2 separate regions of the Homo sapiens genome follow, and region 1 is linked to region 2. A link is an interaction called in ENCODE POLR2A ChIA-PET data of the cell type or tissue named here. Cell type or tissue: B cell. All regions are shown on one strand.

Region 1 (2,500 bases), 310 kb after region 2:
CCTGGCCATTCCAGTTAGCTGTGTGACCCTGGACAAGCCACCGGCTTTTACTCAGTCTCTCATATGTACAACAGGGGTAATAAAAGTACTAATTTCATGGGGTCCTTTCCAGGATTAAAGGAGCTAACACTTGGAAGATACTCAGAATGGTCCTGATACATAGAAAGCCCTCCATAGATGTTATCCCTGAACATTGTTGTCACTGGGAGACTGTTTTGCAAGGTAAGGACCACCGCCATCCTCACAACCCTGGGCACAGCCTGAGGACAAGGACTGAGGCGGAAGCCTCTGGATGTAGTGGACCCTAGGTGGATATGTGTAAACTGAAGGGAAAAATGATTCAGCTGAGGCACAGAGTGATCTGGGTCCCAACAAGAGGGAACCAGAGACTCAGAGGGTCCAAGAAAGGAGAGGATGAGAACAAATACAAGAGAATGGACAACAGCCCTTTGGAGGCTGTGCAAGCCCAGATCCTTGTGAGCGCCGCCTGGATCCCGGCAGCCAGGCAGCCAACTTGAGCCTGCCAGATGGGCGGGGCCCTGTCCCCTGGCCCTGGGAAGCTGGGACATGTAGGTCCTGGTAATTAGCAAATGAGGGAGGGATTCGGGCTAGGAGAGGGGCTTGACCACATGCTCTGGGAGGTGGGGAGAGGCCACACTGGGTCTGGGGTCTGGGGAGGTGGGCTGGAGCTGGGGAGCATGGCTGTGACTCCTCTCCAGCTACATGGGCTAGACATCAATGCTCACACCTGGAACGCAGTCTCAGCAGAGGCAGGTCAGCTCCCACCCTGGACCACCCCCTAGAAACCCAGTCTGGCTCTCTCACCCCTCTCTGCACTGCCCTTCCTTGTCTTCAAGGTCCTGTCCTGAGACCCTGTCTCCTCTCCCTAACTGAGGGGCTCCCTGCGTAACAAGGGACTTGCAACCCCCACCCCGCCCTCCCAGAGTGGCCAGAGCCAATTCCGGCTGGGTGGGTGGTGAGTGAGAGGGCAGGGCTCAGGCTGGGGACCGGGGCACCATGTGTGTCCGAGGCAGGCCGGGACCTGGGTGTCACCTGATGCCTGCTCTGCTCGTGGCACGTACCCCAGGATCTCAGGGGTGCTTGTCAATGGATTCTTACTCATGACTCCACGTTGGAGGTCTGCAGCCAGGGCGGCCAGGGAAGCCATTTGGAGCACAAAGGTAAGCTGGGGAGCAGGTCAACAGAGGCAGGATCAGGGTGGATGGACACAGAGGGGCAGAGTGACCACACACAGGGCTCCTGGGAGGGCTGCCCCTGCCTCCTGAAGACTCCACAGTGACTGGACACGGTAGCTTCATTCCCATCCTGCAACGCTGCTGCCTCCCAGTGGCTCCAGCTTTTTTTTTTTTTTTTTTCTTTTTTTGGTAGAAACAAGGCCTCGCTCTGTGGCCCAGGCTGGAGTGCACTGGTGCAATCATAGCTCACTGTAATCTCCAACTCTTGGGCTCCAGAGATCCTCCCACCTCAGCCTCCCAAGTAGCTGGGACTACAGGCACATGCCACCAAGGCTCTAGCTTTTAAAAGGCCCCCAGCTGAGCCTATCCTTAGGAAGCCAGCTCAGAGTCACCTTCTCCCTGAGACCTCTACTGACACCCTGACCCAGAGATTTCTCTCTCCCCAGAGAACCCACAGCCCCACCACTTCTCTTTAACAGTCACTGTTTCCTGACAAAAGCCAAATTCTTTCTTATACAACAATAGTCCACTGATTTTCTTTATTTAGGCACCAAAGTAAAATAATGAAGAAAAAATGGCTTTTTTTAAAGCAAATGGTACTGGTACGACCAGATAGCCATTTCAAAAAAAAAGAAAGAAAAGAAAAAAGGGCCAGTCATGGTGACTCATTCCTGTAATCCCAGCACTTTGGCAAACGAACGGCTTGAGTCCATGAGTTCAGGAACAGTCTGAACAACATGGCAAAAGCCTGTCTCTACAAAAAAACAAAGAAAAACAATAAAACAAAACAAAACAAAAATTAGCCAGGCTAGCCGGGCGCGGTGGCGGGCGCCTGCAGTCCCAGCTACTCGGGAGGCTGAGGCAAGAGAATGGCGTGAACCCGGGAGGCAGAGGTTGCAGTGAGCCGAGATAGTGCCACTGCAGTCCTGCCTGGGCGAAAGAGCAAGACTCCATCTCAAAAAAAAAAAAAAAAAAATTAGCCAGGCATGGTGGCACGCATCTGTAGTCCCAGCTACTTAGGAGGCTGAGGTGGGAGGATTGCTTGAGTCTGGAAGGTAGAGGTTGCAGTGAGCTGAGATCACGTCACTTGCACTCCAGTCTAGGCAACACACAGTGAGACCCTGTTCCCCCCACCCACCCAAAAAAAAGGAACCTCAGCCCCTCACACCATACCCAAAAATTAACTTGAAATTCATCATCAGCAACATAAGTGTAAAAGCTAAAACTATCCAACATTTGGAAGAAAATCTTTGCAACATTGGGATAGGCAAAGATATCTTATGGCACAAAAAGCATGAATCACA
Region 2 (2,500 bases):
ATTGCACTCCAGCCTGGCCGACCAGCGAAACTCCATCTCAAAAAAAAAAAAAAGAAAGAAAGGAAAAACTGGCATTTTCAGCTGGGCACGGTGGCTCCTGCCTGTAATCCCAGCACTTTGGGAAGCTGAGGTGGATGGATCACTTGAAGTCAGGAGTTCAAGACCAGCCTGACCAACATGGTGAAACCCCGTCTCTACTAAAAATACAAAAATCAGCCGGGCATGGTGGCACATGCCTGTAATCCCAGCTACTCGGGAGGCTGAGGCAGGAGAATCGCTTGAACCCAGGAGGTGGAGGTTGCAGTGAGCTGAGATGGTGCCACTGCACTCCAGCCTGGGCAAGAAGAGCGAAACTCCGTCTCAAAAAAAAAAAAAAAAAGAAAGAAAGAAAAACTGGCATTTTCTTTTTCTTTCTTTTTTTTTTTTTTAAAGACAGGGTCCCACTCTGTCACCCAGGGTGGAATGCAGTGTTGTGATCACTGCTCACTGCAGCTTTGACATCCCAGGCTAAATCAATCCTCCCACCCTGCCTCCTAGAGTAGCTGGAACTGCAGGCGTGCACCAGTGTGCCTGGCTATTTATTTATTTAGAGACAGAGTCTGGCTCTGTTACCCAGGCTGGAGTACAGTGGTGCAATCTCAGCTCACCAAAACCTCCAGTGGGTTCAAGCGATTCTCCTGCCTCAGCTTCCCGAGTAGCTGGGACTACAGGCGTCGCCACCATGCCCAGCTAATATTTTTAGTAGAGTCGGGATTTCACCATGTTGGTCATGCTGGTCTCAAACTCCTGACCTCAGGTGATCCACCCGCCTCAGCCTCCCAAAGTGCTGGGATTACAGGCATGTGCCACTGCGCCGAGCTAATTTTGTATTTTCAGTAGAGACGGGGTCTTACTATGTTGGCCAGGCTGGTCTGAAACTCCTGGCCTCAAGTGATCCTCCTACCTCAGCCCCCCAAATAGCTGGGACTACGAGTGTGAGCCACCACGAGTGGTCCTATCTTGTTGCCATGGGTGACAAGGGTTTCCTGAAAAGCTGAGACCTTTTGTCACACATCTGGCCCAGGAGTCGGCACAGTTGAAGGCAGATCCAAGGGAAGGCAGAACAGTTGCAGGCCTGGGCTCTGCCTGTGGCCGTGACTGGAGAGCGAGCTAAGAAAATGACTTAAGTTTCACTTCTGCCAAATCTTGCATGGGAATCTCTTGTGGCTCACCCTAACCAGAAACACGCAGGAGGGAGTTCTGGGAAACGTCACACCACCCAGCAACATGGTGAAGGCTCTGTCTATCTGGCAAAGAGCAAAAAAGGTGAAGGCTCCAAACGCCAGTGACTGCATGGGGACCCAGGCTCTGTTGTAGGTTGGTGGCGGCGTCAACTGGTACAACTCTAGATAGAAAATGCTTGTGCCATTTAACCAGCCAATCTACTTCTGTGAATTTCTCCTCCAGGTTAATCTGAACTTATTTACACAGTACAAGTGTTTAAAGAAGCAAAAGGCTGAGCACAGCTTCAATGTCCCCTAGCCAGCAGCTAGTTCCCTGAATTGTTTAGATTTTTTTTCACCTTGCACACACACTTTATTTTCCACACTAATGAAAAAGGTAAGACCATATTTTTATACCTATGCCTCTGGTGTATTGTTACAGGGACTGTCGACCTAAAGAAAGACACTGGCTGGGTGCAGTGGCTCATGCCAGTAATCCCAGCACTTTGGGAGGCTGAGGTGGGCGGATCACCTGAGGTCAGGAGTTCAAGACCAGCATGACCAATATGATGAAATCCCATCTCTACTAAAAATACAAAAATTAGCCAGGCGTGGTGGCACGCTCCTGTAATCCCAGCTACTTGGAAGGCCCAGGCTGGAGTGCAGTGGCGCGATCTCGGCTCATTTCAAGGTCTGCCTCCTGGGTTCACGCTGTTCTCCTGCCTCAGCCTCCCGAGTAGCTGGGACTACAGGCACCCACCACCACGCCTGGCTAATTTTTTGTATTTTTAGTAGAGACGGGGTTTCACCGTGTTAGCCAGGATGGTCTCGATCTCCCGACCTCGTGATCCACCCGCCTCGGCCTCCCAAAGTGCTGGGATTACAGGTGTGAGCCACCGCGCCCGGCCCAGAATTTTTAAAGATAATTTGGCGGGTAGGAGCTTGGGAAGTGGGGAGTGCTGATTGGTCAGGTTGGAGGTGGAATCACAGGGGGTTGAAGTGAGTTTTTCTTTTTCTTTTTTTTTTCGAGATGGAGTTTCACTCTTGTTGCCCAGGCTGGAGTGCAATGGCGCAATCTCGGCTTACTGCAACCTCCACATCCCGGGTTCAAGCGTTCTTCTGCCTCAGCCTCCTAAGTAGCTGGGATTACAGGCATGCACCACCACATCTGGCTAATTTTTGTATTTTTAGTAGAGACAAGGTTTCTCCATGTTGGTCAGGCTGGTCTCGAACTCCTGACCTCAGGTGATCCGCCTGCCTCAGCCTCCCAAAGTGCTGGGATTACAGGCGTGAGCCAC

The links. Peaks named below come from ENCODE experiments on the same cell type or tissue, not always from the same donor. Only the 100,000 strongest peaks of a DNase experiment are listed, where the experiment ranks them.
Region 1: POLR2A ChIA-PET joins it to region 2 with 14 read pairs; 4 of 35 experiments call an interaction of 5 or more read pairs at or near these places.

What each region holds. Positions count from the first base shown.
Region 1 is chr22:23,887,854-23,890,353 of GRCh38, reverse strand. No RefSeq gene overlaps it. Among named protein-coding and RNA genes, the nearest start is that of MIF, 5.3 kb to the left of the region's middle. RefSeq lists an enhancer at 1,698-1,992. In B cell, no CTCF peak of the experiment used is centred here; no DNase peak of the experiment used is centred here.
Region 2 is chr22:24,196,944-24,199,443 of GRCh38, reverse strand. No RefSeq gene overlaps it. Among named protein-coding and RNA genes, the nearest start is that of SUSD2, 17 kb to the right of the region's middle. RefSeq lists enhancers at 1,085-1,204, 1,335-1,384. In B cell, no CTCF peak of the experiment used is centred here; a DNase peak (open chromatin) is centred at 1,213.